Linked DNA regions of Homo sapiens: region 2 is linked to region 1. Evidence: read pairs that join two places in POLR2A ChIA-PET (ENCODE). Cell type or tissue: B cell. All regions are shown on one strand. Links, peaks and the distances in the headings refer to the core of each region. The heading gives the core; the rest is flanking DNA.

Region 1 (5,381 bases), core at 142-5,141:
CTTTTGTTTAGAACTTTCATATCATTTATAAGTTCTTTCACTCCTGCACTAGCTTATTACAGAGTACACAGGAATTAAAGGCTTTCTTTATCTTATATAAAATCATGTTTTTCCTTTGCTCTCATGTCGGTTTTATTTTCTCCAAAGCTCTATAGATACTGGTAGTTCCCACAAAGGTGTGTGGCATGGAAAAGCCTGGCAATTTCAAACCTTCTTTTGTAATTATTTGTTGTAGCTTCAATTAAATTAATACTAATAATACCTACTAAACTTCACAACCCTTAAAACTGTAATAAAAGATTGATTAGTGTCTTATTATTACTATAACAAATTACCACAAACTTAATGACTTGGAAAAACACAGATTTGTTAGCCTGTAGTTCTGGAGGTCAGAAGTCCAAGCTGGGTCTCACAGGGTGAAAGTTAAAACAGCAGCAAGGGCTGTTCCTCCTGGAGGCTCTGAAGGAAAAATGTGTCCTTGCCTTTTTTAGCTTCTAAAGGTCACCTGCATTCTTTAGCTCAGCCCCTTCCTTCCTTCACTCCAACCTGTGGCTTCCATTGTCACATCTCCTACTCCTAATTCCGACCCTCCTGCTTCCCTCTTGCAAGGACCTTTGTCATTACATTGGGCTGTCTCAGATAATCCAGGATCATCTCTCTCCCACCCCCACCTTTTTTTGTTTTTGTTTTCGAGACAGGGCCTCATTCTGTTGCCCAGGCAGGAGGGCAGTGGCGTGATCTCAGCTCACTGCAACCTCAACTTCCTGAGTATCTGGAACTACAGGTGCGCGCTTCTATGCCCAGCTAACTTTTGTATTTTTAGTAGAGATGGGGTTTTACCATGTTGGCCGTGCTGGTCTCGAACTCCTGGTCTCCAGCGATCCACCCACCTTGGCCTCCCAAAGTGCTGGGAGCCACCGTGTCTGTCCTCATCTCCCCATTTTAAGATCTTTAATCATGTTAATACAAGTCCTTTTTACCATGTATGGTAACACATTCACAAGTATGGGGGATTGGGATATAGATGTATTTGGGGGCCATTATTCAACATGCCACAGATGTCACTGTAAGGCTCTTTGGATTATAGATTAGGGTAGTGAATTAAAAGAAGGCCCTCTGGACACGCACCACCCACTCTGCACTGACCAGCCCACCTGGATAGCAGAGGACACCCCCAGCCCCCACCAAGCATTGAAGACATAGTTTATTTCCTCATATCCTTTCTCCTTGGGTGTAGTTGGGGTGGGGAAGGAGGGAAGACTGGGGTCATCTCCATTCCTTGGGCTCTGTGCCCGAGTCCATGGTGCACCACTGTGCTGCGAGCTGTGGGGCCTGCTGCAGTGGGAGTGTGTGGAACACCTTGACCAAAGGGGAGCTTTGTCTTGTGTGTTTTGAAAAAGGCTTAATGAAGAGAATGTTGTTCATTCTTAGTAGTATAGTTTGCAATTCTTAATGACAAATAGTAAGTTTCAGTAGAAAACAAAACAAAACAAAAAGAAGGCCTTCTTTATATTCTCTAGTTTTATTTTCCGTCCGCTGACCCAAGATTAAAAATTTTCTTAATGCTCCCTTGGTTCTTGATTTTGAATTTAGGATGATTTTGATTTAGTTAAAGAAATTTCTTTTTTTTCTTTTTTTTTTTTTGAGATGGAGTCTCACACTGTTGCCCAGGCTGGAGTGCAGTGGCATGATCTCCGCTCACTGCAACCTCTGCCTCCCCCAGGTTCAAGCGATTCTCCTACCTCAGCCTCCCGTGTAGCTGGGATTACAGGCATGCGCCACCACGTTCTGCTAATTTTTTGTATTTTTAGCAGAGACGAGTTTTACTATGCTGGCCAGGCTAGTCTTGAACTCCTGACCTCAGGAGTTCAAGATCCTGATCCACCCGCCTCAGCCTCCCAAAGTGCTGGGATTATAGGCGTGAGCCACCACGCCCGGCTGTTAAGGAAATTTTATATCCTTTAGTTTTTACATTGAGAAACTCAGAGTAAAAACAGAGATTATTGATAATTGAAGTTGGAAACTCTACTGAAATATTTGGTAAGGAGATTTTTAAAGACTTTTCTGTTGTTGTTGTTGTTAATAGTTAAAACAAATTCAAGGAGTCACAATGAGAGTGTCTACCTGCTGATATATAATTACAGACTCCGGGGTGCTGGCAGCCAGCCTTGGGCTCTCTCTGTGTTAACACATATACTTTGGCAAGATTTTTAAGTTCATTAACCCAAAGCGTACATTTTTATTATTTGTTTTAAGAGCAAAACAGAAAAATAAATGAGCACCTCTAGTTTTGCGGCCTGCTACAATACCTAACATTAGCTTTGCTCATGCAGTCTTTCTCTTATATGCCATCGTTACTCAGTTTCTCAGTCATTGCCTGAACCTCCTTTCTTGCACATAAATTAAATAGAATTATCATTCTCACCTCCCAGTTCTTTTTTGAACTTAATGGACTAGTGGGAGAAATGCTTCTAGTTGAAGCCAACTAGAACATGACTAATTTTGGAGAGGTAGGTTGGATGTTTTTGACAGGATAAGGTCAGATAGGTAACGAAATCAACTTTAATTCTAAAAGCCAAAAGTAACTTTCAGATTCCTGATCTTTTCAATGGCCTCCCTTTTGGTAAAGTATCTTAAATGTCAGTAAGAAGAAACTACTATATATGAAAGAAACATGCAAGAGAGAAAAAGGGTTTTTTGGTTTTATTTTAAGAAGTTAGTCTTGGCTGGGCGCAGTGGCTCATGCCTGTAATCCCAGCACTTTGGGAGGCCAAGGTGGGTGGATCACCTGAGGTCAGGAGTTTGAGACCAGCCTGGCCAACGTGGTGAAAACCGGTCTCTACAAAAGTTCACAAATTAGCTGGGCATGATGGCGGGTGCCTGTAATCCCAGCTACTCACGAGGCTGAGGCAGAAGAATCACTTGAACCCAGGAGGCAGAGGTTGCAGTGAGCTGAGATCACGCCATTGCACTCCAACCTGGGTGAGAGAGCGAGACTCCATCTCAAAAAAAAAAAAAAAAAAAAAAAAAAAGAGAAAAGAAAAGGAGAAATTAGTCGTAAGCAGCTCATCTTTAAAATAATCGTATATGTTATAGTACCAAAATAACTTGGAACTAATAAAACTCAGATTAGGAAGTATAAAAGATTCATGTTTTCTGTATGCCATTGTTTAAGTGATTTTAATGAAAATAATCATGCATCCAGTTTCGTGTAGAAGATGAATAAATTGGTCTGTGGATATTTGTGTTTACATTAATTTATTTTTACATTTTGTATTAATGTGGTGATTTACATTTGATACTGTTTGTTTGTTTTGTAGAGACAGAATCTCACTATGTTGCCTAGGCTGGTCTCAAACTCCTGGCCTCAAGCGATTCTCCTGCCTTGGCCTCATAAAGTGCTGGGATTATAGGTGTGAGCCACCATGCCCGCCCCTTCCCCCTTCTTTTTTAAGAAACTGGGTTACCTTCTGTTGACCAGGCTGCAGTGGCATAATCATGGCTCACTGCAACCTCAGCCTCCTGGGCTCAAGTGATCCTCCTGCCTCAGCCTCCCAAGTAGCTGGGACTACAGGCATGTTCCACCACACCTCGCTAATTTTAAACATTTTTTGTCACTATGTTCCTCAGCCTGGTCTCAAACTCTTGGCCTCAACCAGTCCTCCCTCCTTAACCTCCCAAAGTGTTAGAATTATGGGCATGAGCCACCGTGCCTGGCCTACATTTGATATTTGATACTGTAAAAAGCTAGCTATCACAACTGTCCATACTAGTTCTCTTCGAGAGAATAAGTGTTCCCTGGATAGATAGATATTAGTTATAGATATTATAAGTTATAATTATAGTATAAGTTATATCTTCAGTCATAAATACTATAAGATTCAGCTGAGCAAGGTGGCATGCATCTGTAGTCCCAGCTAGTTGAGATCAAGGCTAAGGCAGGAGTCTTACTTGGACTTAGGAGTTTGAGTCTAGCCTCATAGTGATACCTTGTCTACTGAAAAAAAAAAAAGATTGAACCATTGTTCCACTGTTTATGATTTTTTTTGTGCTTAATTCTTATTTATGAATTTTTGTTCTAGTTCTGTTTCTAGAGAGAATAAAGCCCAGGTGAATAACTTTGTTTTCTTTCTGGTTTTAGAATTATTAGTAACAAATCCGTGTTCTTAATGGCAGTAGCAAACCTGTCTTCTGTAGAATTTTTAAAGAGATGTTTCTGTCATTAGTAATACAGAAGAAGCCTTGATCATTTTCAGAATAAAGAATTTTACGACAGGGAGAGGTGGCTCATGCCCGTAATCTCAGCACTTTGTGAAGCCGAAGTGGGAAGATCACTTGAGGCCAGGATTTTGAGACCTGGGGCAACATAGTGAGATTCCATCTCTTTTTTATTAAGAAGAAAAAAGAAAAAAAAAGAATTTTATTTCTAAAGGCAGTTACCAAGTCTAGAACTAAGAATTTGTGGAGGTAATCTAGAATCTTACTTGTTAACGAAGCCTCCTTGCATAATGGCACAGAAGAGAAAAAAGAAGCGTGAAACGTGACTCCAGCCCTAAAGAACTGAGGCTATATGGGCAGCAAACATTAGATCTTTGAAAAGTTGGTAACACCAAAATTATGCTTTGCATATATATAATGTACTTCACAAAGCATTTTTACATGTATCACCTAATTTTATTGGCATGCAAATATATCTTATTAAAAAAGTAAAATCTCTTCATCTTCTGGCACTTTTAACTCTCCAAAACTTCTGAATTTCTTGTAAAGAGCACCCAGGCAAGGTATAGAGAACCCCAATGCTGGGAAAAGAGTAGGATTCTTGGCCTCCGACTTTTAACTTTTCTTGCCTGAGATGTGTAAGGATCCACAGAAGAGCAGTTGAAGGACTGACGAGGCACAACACAGCTCACTCAGCATGGAGCCGGCATCGCTGGATGATAGTATCCTTAACAGCTACCAAATTATAGTTGGATACAATAGAAGAGATGTTACAAGGCATGTCATGACTCATTATCACATTAATTGTACAGTCTAATTAGCATAGGAGTTCAGAGGATGATAGAAGTACTGTAGTTTGTAAGATTCCACAAGATTGTCAGTTCCACAAGGACTGTAACCATGTCCTGTTTATTGTCACACTCCCACTGGCTCATACATGCCTGTTCTGTAGCAGGTGCTCCCCAGCTTTGTCGAACTGAAGTTCAGGCGGTACTGATAAAGGACATAAATATTGTATTGAGGACATGGCATTTGAGGTGCGTCCAGTGTCATGTGATTGGATGATCAGGTGTAGAGGAGAGAATTCCAGCAAGTGTTAATAAGGCACCTGTCAGTTGCAGACACTGATACAGGCACGGGGGTACAGCAGTCAGTAAGATAAC
Region 2 (5,381 bases), core at 1-5,000, 100 kb after region 1:
ACACCCATCCTCTCCAATCTGCACCACCATAGGGAGGGTGAACTCGGTACCTCTGAGCACTCACCTGTCCTAGCACGTGTGCATAAGGCGAGTGGTATACAAGCAGACAAAGTCTTGCCGTGTAAATGCCAAATGTAACGTGGCCTCCTTGTGCCCTTCCCCACAGTGCCCTCTTCCAGGACAAACTTGGAGAAGTGAACACTTACGCAGGTGACCTGCAGAAGAAGCTGGTGCCCTTTGCCACCGAGCTGCATGAACGCCTGGCCAAGGACTCGGAGAAACTGAAGGAGGAGATTGGGAAGGAGCTGGAGGAGCTGAGGGCCCGGCTGCTGCCCCATGCCAATGAGGTGAGCCAGAAGATCGGGGACAACCTGCGAGAGCTTCAGCAGCGCCTGGAGCCCTACGCGGACCAGCTGCGCACCCAGGTCAGCACGCAGGCCGAGCAGCTGCGGCGCCAGCTGACCCCCTACGCACAGCGCATGGAGAGAGTGCTGCGGGAGAACGCCGACAGCCTGCAGGCCTCGCTGAGGCCCCACGCCGACGAGCTCAAGGCCAAGATCGACCAGAACGTGGAGGAGCTCAAGGGACGCCTTACGCCCTACGCTGACGAATTCAAAGTCAAGATTGACCAGACCGTGGAGGAGCTGCGCCGCAGCCTGGCTCCCTATGCTCAGGACACGCAGGAGAAGCTCAACCACCAGCTTGAGGGCCTGACCTTCCAGATGAAGAAGAACGCCGAGGAGCTCAAGGCCAGGATCTCGGCCAGTGCCGAGGAGCTGCGGCAGAGGCTGGCGCCCTTGGCCGAGGACGTGCGTGGCAACCTGAGGGGCAACACCGAGGGGCTGCAGAAGTCACTGGCAGAGCTGGGTGGGCACCTGGACCAGCAGGTGGAGGAGTTCCGACGCCGGGTGGAGCCCTACGGGGAAAACTTCAACAAAGCCCTGGTGCAGCAGATGGAACAGCTCAGGCAGAAACTGGGCCCCCATGCGGGGGACGTGGAAGGCCACTTGAGCTTCCTGGAGAAGGACCTGAGGGACAAGGTCAACTCCTTCTTCAGCACCTTCAAGGAGAAAGAGAGCCAGGACAAGACTCTCTCCCTCCCTGAGCTGGAGCAACAGCAGGAACAGCAGCAGGAGCAGCAGCAGGAGCAGGTGCAGATGCTGGCCCCTTTGGAGAGCTGAGCTGCCCCTGGTGCACTGGCCCCACCCTCGTGGACACCTGCCCTGCCCTGCCACCTGTCTGTCTGTCTGTCCCAAAGAAGTTCTGGTATGAACTTGAGGACACATGTCCAGTGGGAGGTGAGACCACCTCTCAATATTCAATAAAGCTGCTGAGAATCTAGCCTCAACTGGTTGCCGGATGAATCCTCCTTGCAGCTGGGGAGGTGGGGAGGTAACCATGACTGGGCAGAGCTTAGCAGCGGCCTGGCAGGAGACACCCAGGATTGGGGAGATGAGACTGCAGGAGAGGTAAGGGCCTGGTGGACTGGAGGCGAGTACATGGGGAGTCCTCTAAGGGGAGGCAGAAAAAGATGTCACACATTATCCCAAGACAAAATATGCAACCTACTTATATTCATTTAGCCAACAAATATGCATTGAATGCCTCCGATGCGCCAGTCATTATTCTAGGCACCGGACAACCAGCAAACAGCTTTTGTGCAGCCATGTGCCCGACTCTGCCTCACACTGAGGGGGACACCTGGAGGCGAGCAGAACAGGGTCCCTGGCCCTGGGGGGCTCACAGTACACTGGGGGAGATGGTTCCTCCTTGCACGAGATCTTCAGTGCCTTTAACTTATTCATGTAGTGTCATTTAACCCACCCCACCCCAGTTCCATTATGAAAGCGATTCATGCTTATTTCAGAACTTTCTTGACTGCTAAACCTGTGGTCTCCATCCAGAATTGGGGATTGAGGCTTGGGGACCGAGACGAGTCTGGGGAGGAGGGGCAGAGCAGGTGCTGGAGCCTGCGGGGCCCTGGTCTGCTCTGTCCAGGGGCCTCCTGCCAGGTGGCCTGCCAGTTTGGGGCTGAGTTTGCAGCCACTGGGGTTAGGGGCAGAGAGTCAGGGGGCCTGAGCAGTCTCATCAGCACAGCCAGCTGTGGGCAGCTGCAGCCTTGGAGTGGTCTTTCACCCCACCCTTAGAGACTCGAAAACCTCACAAGGAAAGAGCCAGTTCAAGCGTTTGTCTCAAACGACTCCACAGCCTGTTACCCGTGGACCCCAGCCCTGCGAGTCTAGCCACCTCCCTTTCCTCGCCACAGGGGGATGCAGGCCCTTCAGGGCTTTCCTGGAAGAGGCCTGGAACATGCTAAGGAGGAGGGGGAAGTCCCCTTGGAGGGTGTCCTGGGGCCTCCTCCTTCCCTCTCAAGGTGCCCTCAGGGTAGTGGCCCCCAGCATGGTCTGGCCCAGGCCTATACCCCTCTGGCCCCTGGTGCTGGCCTGGTGGGAGGGATGTATGCTTGGGAATCAGACAAGCCTAGGTTTGAATCCTGGCTTTTTGACCGACTACCGGGTGATGTGGGGCGAATAATTGAGCTTCTTTTGGAAGACATGGGTAATGACAATCCTCTGCTTAGAGAGGAGTTGTGCTGAAGGTTTGATGGAGCAACGGAGTCAAGCACTTAACATCAGGCACAGAATAACCGTGCAATAGCTGGTGCTGCAGTAAATGTGACTTCCTCATCCCGCTCACCTCCAGGCCACACTCTATTAATGAGACCGCCACAGCTGGCCAAGGGTAGACCCCCGGGTCTCCCCTGCCCCAGCTGCTCTCGCTCCTGCATACCAGGCCAGTAAGGCTGCTGCGGCCACTTTGATACCTACCCCCACTAGAAGCACAGGAACCTATGGGGAAACACCTTGACAAACCCACCAGGCACCTGGAGGTTTACTGGATGGCTTTAGGAAAGGGCCAATGAGGCCAAACAGAGCAACGAGTCACCAAAAGGAAGTGAGATGCAGGGTGGGCCGGGTTCCAAGAGGGTCTGGAAGCTTCTGAGATGCTCTCAGACCTCACCTGAGGGCTGCCTGGTTTAGTGCTGACTCCAGAACCCCTGGGGGCCTCAGTGTCTCCCAGAACTTGGTTCTTAATATGAACCCTGGGCCGGGCGCGGTGGCTCATGCCTGTAATCCCAGCACTTTGGGAGGCCGAGGTGGGTGGATCATGAGGTGAAGAGATCAAGACCATCCTGGCCAACATGGTGAAACTCCGTCTCTACTAAAAATACAAAAAATTAGCTGGGCGTGGTGGTGGGCTCCTGTAATCCCAGCTACTTGGGAGGCTGAAGCAGGAGAATCGCTTGAACCCAGGAGGCGGAGGTTGCAGTGAGCCAAGATCGCGCCATTGCACCACTCCAGCCTGGGCAAAAAGAGAGAAACTCTGTCTCAAAAAAAAAAAAAAAAAAAAAAAAAATATATATATATATATATATATACACACACACATATATATTCATATATAATTCATATATATATTCATATATAATTCATATATATATTCATATATATTCATATATAATTCATATATATATTCATATATATTCATATATATTCATATATAATTCATATATAAATTCATATATATTCATATATATATTCATATATAAATTCATATATATTCATATATAAATTCATATATATTCATATATATATTCATATATATATTCATATATATTCATATATATATTCATATATAATTCATATATATATTCATATATATATTCATATATAAATTCATATATAATTCATATATATATTCATATAGATATTCATATATAATTCATATAGATATTCATAGATATTCATATATATTCATATAGATATTCATATATTCATATATATTCATATATTCATGTATATTCATATAGATATTCATATATAGATATTCATAGATATTCATATATAGATATTCATATAGATATTCATATATAGATATTCATATAGATATTCATGTATAGATATTCATATATATATATTCATATCTATATGAATATAGATATGAATATATCTATATATGAATCCTGGATTAGACCCGTGCACCTCTCCCACCACCCTTAGGGCCATCCTGCAGGTCTCTGAGGGTCCTGCCACAGTCCTCGTCCTCCTGGATGAGGAATGCCTTCTCTTTCCTGTACCAAGATGTCTCATCAATCCCCTGGGTCTGGCAGAGGTCTCTTGGTAGTAACTTTGCTTTTGGCTGCTGCAGTGAACTGAATGTTTGCGTCCCCCTAAATTCCTATGTTGCAATTCTAATCTGTAAGGTGATGGCATTAGGAGAGAAGGCATTTGGGAGGTGATCAGGTCATGAAGGGGGAGCCCTCATGAATGAGATTAGTGTCCTTATAAAAGAGGCCCCACAGAAATCCCTTGCCCCTTCCACGTGCGAGGACACAGCGAGAAGGTGCCATTTATGAACCAGGAAGTGGGCCCTCACCAGACACGGGATATGCTGGTGCCTTGCTCTTAGACTTCCCAGCCTCCAGGACTATGAGGAATAAATGTCTGTTGTTTGTAATCCACCCAGTTTTTGGTGTCTCGTTATAGAAGCCCAAAAGATCTAAGACACTTTCCCAGCCTCTGAAGCTCTCCTGTTTTGTTTCGAAAGTGTCTCGCTGATGAGTTTTGGTGGGAGTCAGAGGCTGCCTCCATTACAGACACTAACAACTCCAGTCGCCTGCCTTCTAGCCTCGCTTACCTCCAGCATGGGACATGGGACCTATGCTCAGCAAATCAGATGTAATTGCCCCAGACTGGTGTAAAGAAACAGAGACAGTGGAGAATCTTTTCTGGGGTGGGCAGGAACAGTGCGGCAGCAACAGGCAGCTTGCGGCCAGGCTAGAGCCTCAGGCCAGGGACCAGGCGTGGCAGTGGCTGGTGGGCAAACTGGGCTGTCCCCATCCTGGCTCAGTGGTGACAGCACAGCCGTCCCCATCACTCTAGTTCTGTGGCATGAGCATGGCCATGTTTCTCCCTCAGCTCCCCTTATTCTTGTTTATTTTCCAAACCAAGTACTCCAGCTTTCCTAGACATTTCCTTGAAATTCCTGGAAATATGTCAGTAAGTTCATCTTCTGATTATGTCTTCCAGAGTAGGTTTCTGTGGCTAGCAATTAAAAACCTTGATTGAGGCCAGGCGTGATGGATCACGCCTGTAATCCCAGCACTTTGGGAGACTGAGGTGGGTGAATCACCTGAGATAGGGAGTTCGAGACCAGCCTGACCAACATGGTGAAACCCCCGTCTCTACTAAAAATACAAAAATTAACTAGGTGTGGTGGCACACGCCTGTAATCCCAGCTACTCAGGAGGCTGAGGCAGGAAAATTGCTTGAACCCAGGAGGTGGAGGTTGCAGTGAGCTGAGATCAGGCCATTGCACTC

What was found. ChIA-PET counts read pairs that join two places held together with the same protein. Peaks named below come from ENCODE experiments on the same cell type or tissue, not always from the same donor. Only the 100,000 strongest peaks of a DNase experiment are listed, where the experiment ranks them.
Region 2: POLR2A ChIA-PET joins it to region 1 with 5 read pairs; 2 of 35 experiments call an interaction of 5 or more read pairs at or near these places.

What each region holds. Positions count from the first base shown.
Region 1 is chr11:116,920,559-116,925,939 of GRCh38, reverse strand. The region is part of intron 4 of SIK3 (SIK family kinase 3); the gene reads left to right. Among named protein-coding and RNA genes, the nearest start is that of APOA1, 86 kb to the right of the region's middle. In B cell, for the core only: no CTCF peak of the experiment used is centred there; a DNase peak (open chromatin) is centred at 739; H3K4me3 peaks cover 1,013 bases; H3K27ac peaks cover 2,507 bases.
Region 2 is chr11:116,816,667-116,822,047 of GRCh38, reverse strand. APOA4 (apolipoprotein A4) reads left to right here. Exons shown (of 3, transcript NM_000482.4): 3 at 167-1,348. The coding sequence ends at 1,181. Among named protein-coding and RNA genes, the nearest start is that of APOA4, 3.9 kb to the left of the region's middle. In B cell, for the core only: no CTCF peak of the experiment used is centred there; no DNase peak of the experiment used is centred there.